Regions from separate parts of the Homo sapiens genome. Here region 1 is linked to region 2. Evidence: chromatin contacts called from ENCODE Hi-C or POLR2A ChIA-PET data. All regions are on one chromosome and are shown on one strand. Each heading gives the region's core, a stretch centred on a gene start or an enhancer-like site at or near the end of the contact. The rest is flanking DNA. Distances are from core to core; before and after follow the strand shown.

Region 1 (4,930 bases), core at 296-2,795, 120 kb after region 2:
CATTCATCCATCTACCCATTCATCCATCCATCCCTCCATTCCTCCATTCATCCATCCATCCATCCATCCATCCATCCATCCATCCATCCACTCATTCATCCTTCCATCCCTTCATCCATCCACCCATCCAACCATTCATCCCGGCCTCTCTCCTTCCCTCCCTCCCTTCCTTCATTGAACACACAGGCCAGTGATGTCTGTGTCTGGCTCTGTGCTCCAACCCCCAGAGAGGAGCCTCTCAAGAGTAGGGTTTTGGGTTGAGCTTTCTCTACTGCCCCGACACGGCTCAGCACAGGGCTGTTGTTGAATGTGCCTGATTTTGCAGGATGACTTTGTGAGCCAGTATTCATATTTTTGCAATGAGGTCATATGTATTTTGAGTGGCATGGGAAGGCCCTACAAGGACAAGCCTATCATGCTTATGCACCTGTGTTCATTCATTCATTCATTCATTCATTCATTCATTCATTCATTCATTCGTTATTGAGCCCTTAGGATGTTCCAGGTGAAGACAAACAGTATCTTGTCCCTTGGGACCAGGGAAGGTTTTCCTGAAGTGGTAACACTGAGCTAAAATATGAAGGATGAATGGGAGGTGAATTGGCTGATGTGGGAAGGGAAGGGTGATGGAGGCCAAAGGGAACAGCATAGGTGAAGGCAGAGGGCTGTATGGCACATCCCTGGGTACCTGCACTCGTGGAGGACTTGTTTAATATCAAACATTAAAAGGCACTCACATTGAATGTATTTCTTCCTGTTAAAACAAGAAGAAGCTGGGTGCGGTGGCTAACACTTATAATCCCAGCACTTTGGGAGGCCGAGGCAGGAGGATCACTTGAGCCCAGGAGTTTGAGACCAGCCCTGGCAACATAGTGAGACCCTGACTCTAAAAAAATAAAAAAAATTAGTCGGGCGTGGTGGTGTGCATCCTCGCAGCTACTTGGGAGGCTGAAGTGGGAAGACGGTTTGAGTCCAGGAATTTGAGGCTGCAGTGAGCTGTGATTGCGCCACTGCACTCCAGCCTGGGCAACAGAGCAAGACCCTGATACACACACACACAAAGTTAAAAAAGTAGAAAGGATCGTTATCTTTTTGCTTTTGAAGTTATTGGGGTCCCATTAAACTCATATGCTTCTTGGGCATGTACAGGCATTCTTGCCAACAGAGAACATCTAACCCACAAAAACTTTCCAACGTGATGACACCGTGGGGGGGATTCTGGAGCCAACAGTGAATCCAGGTGGCACTATGTCTAGCTAAGTAGACATTTCCTTCAAGCGTTCATTGATTTTGATTTTGCAGCCTTGCTTTTACGTTGTCAAATATCAAAGTGTGTGGTTTTACAGTTTTTTTTTCCTTCCAGGTCTTTAACGTTTTCGGGGACCTCTGGAAAACCTACAGGCGCGGCCCTGGGAAGCTCTGGGTCCCTAGGAGGGGAGGTGACTCCGCGGCGTCCCGGGAATGATCCTCGCGGAGCTCGCGAGGTACTAGCGCCCCCCAGCGTCTGGATTGAGAAACGCACCCTGCGAGGGTGGAGAACCAGCCCAGCCCCAAAGTGAGGTGGCAGAAAAACGAACTCACGGCCAAGGACTGGCTGAGGTTAGCCAGAATTGTGTAAATGTGTTTTGTCTTGCTGGGCTGCCCCCTCTCCTGGTCCTTTGGCTAGGGAGAACAGGATTTTGTTTGGGATTTTTCTTTTGCTTTTTTCGACTGTGCCTGTTGGCGTTCGCGGGTTGCCAGCTTCTTCAGGTCCAAGCCTGGGCTGTATGTGGCGAAAAACAAAACAAAACACCAAAGAATTGACTTTCGTGTCATTCCTTGGGTCCTGAAATTCCCACTGTGTCTGCCTTCCCTCCATCATTCAGAGTCTTACATTTTTCTAGTTTGATCCAATTTCCCAATCACTTTTTATTTTGACAAAGTTGTAAATATGATGCATAGAACATGTTTTGACATAGGCGTACAGCGTAAAATATCTAAATCAAGCTAATTTAACATTTCCTTGACATACCCGTGACCATACCTCCATGCTTATCTCTTTTTCTGTGGTAAGAACACTTAAAATTTGCTCAGCAATTCAGTTTTTTTATATTGAAAAAAAAAAAAAAAAAAAAAGAGATGAGGTCTCACTATGTCGCCCAGGCTGGTCTCAAACACCTGGCCTCAAGTGATCCCCCTCAGTCTCCCAGCGTGCTAGGATTACAGGTGTGAGCCACTGCGCCCAGACTACTCAGCATTTTTCAAGAATAAAATACATTGACTAGAGTCACCATGTTGAACAATTCCTCTTGTGCCCTTTGGCCAATATCTGTTCAGTCCCTCCTCCCTCCCTCAGTCCCTGGAGCCACCATTCTACTTGGGAGTTCAGCTTTTTAGATTCCACAAGTGAGACAGGAAGTATTTGTTTTTCTGTGCCTGGCTTATTTCACTGAACGTCTTCCGGGTTCATCCACGTAAACACAAGCTTTGTTTTTAAAGGCTGAATCTTATTCAGAGTCTTATGTTTTTATGTATGATGTCTGGCCCAGGGTTTTAGTTGTGCTTCGTGGGAGGAATGGGAAAAATTATGTATACCTTGTCCATTTGAATTTGAGAAATGTGCATGATTACACGATCACGTTTTGATCATATGCATGGAATCACAACATATGTATTTTGGTCAACAGCTTCTTATTTCCTTTGTTCTGCCTTCCTCCCTCCCCTCCTCCACGTCCAGTTCTCTCCATCTTTCAAATTCAGGCTCACTCCTTCTCCCATGGATTACTCCAATTGTTCCCCCTTTTTATCGCTATTGGTCATGTCTGGACTTGGAATAAACCCTTTCTGTCCACATGGGCCCTGTCTGCCTGCTGACCTTCCTCTCACTCCTGGCCTCAACATCATCATTCATTCATCAAACACTAAGTGTCTCATTTTGGGGGCACCCCTGAACCTGTGATCCCTCGGAGTTGACCGGGCAAGAAGATCTCCTTACGAAGCAGAGACAGCAAGTGGCGGGGGTGGGGGTGGGGGGGCCCAGTTGGCACAGGATTAAAATACAAGGGCACCCAACCTCACCAGTCATGAGGAACAAGAAGCCACCATGAGGCATTTCAAACCCAACACCCAACATAAATGAAAAGTCTGGCAACACCAGCAGTTTTGGAGGCAGGTAGAAACCCTCAATGGTGGGAGAGCACATTGGTGAAATCACTGTGAAGAATGTGGAAATACCTGGAAATGTTGAAAACGTCCAGATTCTGAAGCTTAGCCTCTCCCCACTTGGCTTTATACCCTAGTGAGCTCCATGGAACTTAAGAAAATGGCTTTGGTCTGGGGCCAAACCCATTTTCTTAGATGGGTTGACTTAAGAAGATGGGCCCTTGTCTGTGGGTAGATGGTCACGGGGGACCGGGTCAGTGGTGGCTTGGTCACTGGGGGGGACTGATCAGTGGGACCCAGTCTGCAGGGCTTGGTCAGCACAGAACACGATCAGTCCGGCTTAGTCAACAGGACCTGGTGGGTGGGGACCTGGTGAGTGGGGGCCTGGTTAGTGGGGACTTAGTAAGGACGAGGTCAGCTGGCTGCTGGGTGACCTCAGGCAGGGGGTTTGTCCTAGAAGCCTCCTTTCTTCCATTTGTAGGGGAGATGAAATCAACTGCACCCCAGAGAGCTACTGGGAGGAGGAGAAGTGCATTGAATATGGCCCTGCTATGCAGATTTAGTACCGTATACACTGAGTCCCTCCCGAGGGAGGGGGTTTCACCCACGGCACTGCCCTGCCCTGCCTGCATCCCCAGGACCACCCTGCCTGAAGGCAGAGGCTGGGGCGCACCTGTGGATGCTCTGATGCTGACCACAGGCCCTGGGGTGACAGTGATGAGGACATGGGGGCACACGTGATTGGGGAAGCCAGGGCCGGCCGGAGGAGAGACACACGCTCACACGCACCCGCACATATCCACCTGCACTCAAGTGCACAGACGCATTGCACGCACACGTCGACAGTTCAGGAGGGGCAGAGGATGCCGTCTCTGGGCCCTGCTGACCCATGCAGGGCTCCGTTGTGATGGGTGCCGTGAGCCCACAATGTCACCATTACCCAACACCCAGGTACCTGCCCGGCTCTGTGTCGTAGAGCAGTTGGAGACACAGTGTGAGTGGGTTCTGCCCAAAGGACGCTTTTCTCTTTTCTAGGTGAGAGGCACATCTCTGCACGGCTGCTTGATCAGACTTAGGAGAGCGTGACCTGCTCTCTTCCCTCCCTGCTGACTTGGGGACAGTCGCTACTGGGTGGGCGGCAGCTGCCCGAGGAGGGTCATCCTCGAGTGCTCACTGGGTGCCCGTTCTGTGCTGACCAGGCAGACAGTCATCCTGTTCATCCTCACAGTGACTCTGTTCCAGGAACATGCCAGGAAGACCCCCAGCCCCACTCCCCAGGACAGACCTGGACTGGCCCAGGGACAGCACCCTCACACTGTCCCCATGACCCTTTGCTTCAGTCTGGAGGGCCAGGCTGGGCCTGTTGTGCTGAGCAGGACACTGAGTCCTCCCAGACAAGGAGCCCACCTTGACAAGACCCAGATCAAAGGCAGGAGTGTGGTGGGCACCTCCTCACCCAGGCCTCCCCCTGGCCATGGCCTCCTGTGCACAGCTGGAAGCCAGGGGTGGCTGCAAAAGGACCCAGAACCTCCCAGTGGGAGGTAGCTGTGGTGGAAACCTGGGTGTGGGCACCGACCCCTTCCATGCTACCCCCTTGTCCCTAGAGTGCCTCATGAATATGTCCCAGTCTGGACTATAAGGATTGGTTCAGGAGACGTTCTCCCAGGCCTGGGCCCTGGAGGACGATGTGGTTCTCACGCACTTTTGGGTCTGCATGAAGGAACTGACGAGGAGACACTGGGACCTGCCACCCCTAGGGAGGCTCCAGCATCAGGTCCCCTCCTGAGTC
Region 2 (4,928 bases), core at 851-3,350:
TTGTGCCATGCACTCCAGCCTGGGTCACAGAGTGAGATTCTGTCTCAAAAATAAATAAACACATTAAAAATTTTTTTTTAATTTAAAAAAAGATTATTCCATGACACGTGACAGTGATACGAAATTCACTTTTCTGTGTCCATCAGTAAAGTTGTATTGGCTCACAGCCACACCCATTTGTGTACATTTTGTCTATGGCTGCTTGTGTGCTTCAACAACAGAGTTGCGTCATGGTATAAAGTTGAAAACATCAACTATTTGGCCATTTACAGAAAAAGGTTTGCTGAACCCCAAATTAATATATGGAGAAAATTCAGCACAGCTCCTGGCACACAATAGGTGTTTAATAAATTGCTGTTGCTATTATTATCTTATAATTTTTAAATTTCACTTTATTTTTTATTTTTTGAATTGACAAATAATGATTGTACATATTCATGGGGTACACAGTGATGTTTCTTTTTGTTTGTTTGTTTGTTTTGAGACGGAGTCTTGCTCTGTTGCCCAGGCTGGAGTGCAGTGGTGCAATCTCAGCTCACTGCAACTTCCACCTCCTGGGTTCAAGTGATTCTCCTGCCTCAGCCTCCCGAGTAGCTGGGATTACAGGCACGTGCCACCATGCCCAGCTAATTTTTGTATTTTTAGTAGAGACAGGGTTTTGTCATGTTGGCCAGGCTGGTCTTGAACTCCTGACCTCAAGTGATTCACCTACTGTGGCCTCCCAGACTGCTGGGAGTACAAGCGTGAGCCACCACGCCCAGCCCGTTTGTTTGTTTTGAGACAGGGTCTCACTCAGTGACCCAGACTGCAGTGCATGGTGCAATCGGCTCACTGCAGCCTCTAACTCCTCGGCTCAAGAGATCCTCCCACCTCAGCTTCCTAAGTAGCTGGGACTACGGGGCCGAGCGCAGTGGCTCACACCTGTAATCCCAGCATTTTAGGAGGCTGAGGCAGTAGTCTCTACTAAAAATACAAAAATTAGCCTGGGCATGGTGGGGCACACCTCTAGTCCCAGCTACTCGGGAGGCTGAGGCAGGAGAGTAACTTGAACCCGAACCTGGGAGGTGGAGGTTTGCAGTGAGCCACGATTGCGCCACTGTACTCCAGCTTGAGCGAGACTCTGTCTCAAAAAAAAAAAAAAAAAAAAAAGAAAAGAAAAGAAAAAAGAAATAAAATAAGAATAAACCAAGTAGCTGGGACTACAGGTACGTGCCACTGTGCCTGGCTAATTTTGTTTGTTTTATTTTATTAATTAATTAATTTATTTTATTTTATTTTTTTGAGATGGAGTCTCGCTCTGTCACCCAGGATGGAGTGCAGTGGCACGATCTCGGCTCACAGCAACCTCCACCTCGCAGGTTCAAGCACTTCTCCCTGCCTCAGCCTCCCGAGTATCTGGAATTACAGGCGCCCGCCACCACGCCCGGTTAATTTTTGTATTTTTTTAGTAGAGATAAGGTTTCGCCATGTTGGCCAGGCTGGTCTTGAACTCCTGACCTCAGGTGATCTGTCCATCTTGGCCTCCCAAAGTGCTGGGATTACAGGCGTGAGCCGTCATGCCCGGCCTGTTTTTGTTTTTATCTATAAGCTGAGGCAGTGCTGAAAATGTTGAGACAGGGTCTCACTTTGTTGCCCAGGCTGGAGTGCAGTGGCACAATCATAGCTCACTGCAGCCTCTACCTCCTGGGCTCAAGAGCAATCCTCCCACCTCAGCCTCCTGAGTAGCTGGGAGTACGGGCACACACCACCACGCCTAGCTAACTAAAAACTTTTTTTTTTTTTTTTTTTTTTTGTGGAGACAAGGTCTTGCCTTGTTGCCCAGGCTGTTCTCAAACTCCTGGCCTCAACTGATCCTCCTGCCTTGGCCTCCCAAAGTCCTGAGATTACAGGGGTGAGTCACTGCACCAGGCCACATAATGGTTTCGATACATATAATGTATGATGAGCAGATCAGGGTCATTAGCATATCCATCATCTCAAACATGTATCATTTATTTGTGTTGAGAACATTCAGTATCCTTCTTCTAGCTATTTGAAACTTTATATCATATGGCAGGATGTGGTGATTCATGCCTGTAATCCTAGCACTTTGGGAAGCTAAGGTGGGTGGATCGCTTGAGCACAGGAGTTCCAGACCAGCCTGGGCAACAAAGCAAGTTGAGAAACTCCGTTTCTACTGAAAATAGAAAAATTAACTGGGCGTGGTATCATGCACCTGTAATCCTAGCTACTCGGGAGGCTGAGGCATGAGAATCACTTGAACCCAGGAGGCAGAGGTTGCAGTGAGCCAAGATCACACCACTGCACTACAGCCTGGGAGACAGAGCAAGACCCCATCTCAAAAAAAAAAAAAAAAAAAAAAGAATTAAAAAATTAAAGGCATGTGCTCTCAGCCCCTGTAGGGGTCTCCCGGCCTAGGGTTGTTTGAGGGGTCCATGTGGCATCCTTCCTGCCTGTCCCAGGGACTTGCCGTGAGCGTGTTGAGGGGGAGGAGGAAAAGGGGTTGTCCACTCCTTGAAGGCCTTGACTCCTTTTCTCTCTGCACACAGCACCTTCCACATCCGAATCTGATGGCACCACAGAGGAGCCGAGCTATAGGAGGGCGGGGTGACCCCTCACCCGCTGTGGACTCTGGTTTCTGAGAATAAACACAAGTCACTGAGTCACACCTGCTGGGAGGACACATTTTTCCACCTTAAAACTGGAAGATGGGAGGGAGGCGGCGTAGAATTTTATCTTTGACTTTGCTGTGTGACCCTGAGTGTGGCCACACCCTCTCTGGGCCACGATCTCCCTGTTTGTACAAGGAAGGGGTGACTCCTAGATCGTCTTCACTGTGAAGGCTGGAAATGCCTTGTTGTGGGTGTCCGTGGCGGAGGTGAGGTGGTGGGGAGATCGGGCCCGTGCTGTCCTACCCCAGGGTTCCCACTCTGAAGGCCAAACCTCACCCTTCACTACTCAAGTTTCTTTTTATCCCTCAAACCCTGAGTCATCAAAGGGATTGAAACTTTTCCTCCCGGGCTGACTCATTAGAGCTGCCAAGAGGAGACCACTGATTGGGAGGGGTGGAAATGTCATTCACTGAGGTGGCTGCTGCACTTTACAGTTTATGATGCATCTGCCCCCTAACGTGACACTGACCCCCTATAACATCCCTGCAGAGTTGGCCGAGGATCATGCCCTCATTTGGAGGGAGCAGAGTGACTTGCCTAAGGCCACCCCACAAGTCATTTGCAGGGGCGGGCTTGAACCCAGGTGCACCTCATACCAGATCCCAGATGTCTGAACCTTGTACATTTGGGGAACCCCACACCCCCTCCACCTGGGGTTGCCCCAGGGCCCCCATCTATGCCCCAGTCAGTCCAAGGAGTAGTCACTCCTGCAACCAAGACCAGCCCCTAGGGACCTTCCCAGACACCTCCATTGTACAGTATGTCATGTCTAGAGAGCTCACTCCCATCTTAACCCGCTAATAAATTAAGCAGCTACTGGGCTGGGCACGGTGGCTCAAGCCTGTAACCCCAGCATTTGGGAGGCCAAGGTGGGCAGATTGTCTGAGCCCAAGAATTTGAGACCAGCCTCAGCAACGTGGTGAAACCCTGTCTCTACCAAAAATACAAAAATTAGCTGGGTGTGGTGGTGCATGCCTGTAGTCCCAGCTACTTGGGAGGCTGAGGTGGGAGGATCGCTTGAGCCCAGGAAAGGGAAGTTGTAGTGACCAGAGATCGTGCTACTGCACTCCAGCCTGGGCAATAGAGCGAGACTCTGTCCAAAAAAAAAAAAAAAAAGGAGCCAGGCACAGTGGCTCACGCCTGTAATCCCAACACTTTGGGAGGCTGAGGCGGGTAGATCGCCTGAGCCCAGCAATTCGAGACCAGCCTGGGCAGCATGGTGAAACCCTGTCTCTACCAAAAATACAAAAAGTAACTGGATGTGGTGGTGCATTCCTGTAGTCCCAGCTACTCAGGAGGCTGAGGCAGGAGAATCAATTGAACCAGGAGGCAGAGGTTGCAGTGGACCGAGGTCGAACCACTGCACTCCAGCCTGGGCGACAGACCAAAACTCCTCCGTCTCAAAGAAAAAGAAAAAAAAAGAAAAACACCTACTGTGCACCAAAGTCCCAGGTTTTACATGCATTCTGCCAGTTCATCCTGAAGAGGGACTGCTCTTCTCATTTTCCAGGTAAGAAAGTAGGCCCAGAGATGTCTAGACTTGCCAAAGGTCACACAGCCCCACAACCTAGGATTCCCTCCAGAGCCCTCCACCATCATGGCCCTGTGATGCCTCCTCCGTCCCCAGCCTTTTTTTTTTTTGAGATGGAGTCTTGCTCTGTCACCCAGTCTGGAGTCTTGCTCTGTCACCCAGGCTGGAGTGCAGTGGCTTGGTCTTGGCTCACTGCAACCTCCGCCTCCCAGGTTCAAGCGATTCTCCTGCCTCAGTCTCCTGAGTAGCTGGGATTACAGGCGCAAGCCACCATGCCTGGCTAATTTTTGTAGTTTTTAGTAGAGACGGGGTTTCACCATGTTGGCCAGGCTGGTTTTGAACTCCTGACCTCAGGTGATCCACCTGCCTTGGCCTCCCAAAGTGCTGGGATTAGAGGTGTGAGCCACTGCGTCCGGCCAGCTTTTTCTTTCTTTTTTTTTTTTTTCTTTTCTGAGACAAGGTCTCTCTCTGTTGCTCAGGCTGAAGTGGGGTGATCATGACTCACTGCAGCCTTGAACTCCTGGGGTCAGATGATCCTCCCGTCTCAGCCTCCCAAATAGCTGGGACTACAGGTGTGTGCCACTACACCTGGCTAATTTTTTGAATTTTTGTAGATACGAGGCCTTGCCATGTTGCCCAGGCTGGTCTTGAAATCCTGGGCTTGAGCAATCCTCCCACCTCCCACCCTCCTCAAGTGCTGGGATTACAGGCATGAGCCACCACAC

The links. A loop is a pair of places that touch in the nucleus more often than their neighbours do. ChIA-PET counts read pairs that join two places held with the same protein, here RNA polymerase II (POLR2A). Pooled maps may share reads with other maps.
Region 1: a pooled map shows a loop between it and region 2 (2.4-fold over the local background). The contact joins two enhancer-like sites. A Hi-C loop is called at or near these places in 15 of 168 maps with a recorded cell type or tissue (GM13977, IMR-90, Jurkat and 8 more) and 3 of 50 pooled maps. POLR2A ChIA-PET finds 5 or more read pairs at or near these places in 6 of 52 experiments (B cell, CD4-positive, alpha-beta T cell, PC-9 and 2 more).

Annotation. Positions count from the first base shown.
Region 1 is chr19:16,038,271-16,043,200 of GRCh38, reverse strand. It overlaps LINC00905 (long intergenic non-protein coding RNA 905), which reads right to left. Exons shown (of 5, transcript NR_024335.2): 5 at 1,066-1,762. Among named protein-coding and RNA genes, the nearest start is that of LINC00905, 7.0 kb to the right of the region's middle. Within about 2 kb of position 1,545, at least 5 of the 41 ENCODE cell types and tissues checked have a DNase peak (open chromatin) inside an H3K27ac peak, as active enhancers do.
Region 2 is chr19:16,159,108-16,164,035 of GRCh38, reverse strand. CIB3 (calcium and integrin binding family member 3) reads left to right here. Exons shown (of 6, transcript NM_054113.4): 6 at 2,550-2,668. The coding sequence ends at 2,571. Among named protein-coding and RNA genes, the nearest start is that of CIB3, 12 kb to the left of the region's middle. RefSeq lists an enhancer at 3,669-3,758. Within about 2 kb of position 2,100, at least 4 of the 41 ENCODE cell types and tissues checked have a DNase peak (open chromatin) inside an H3K27ac peak, as active enhancers do.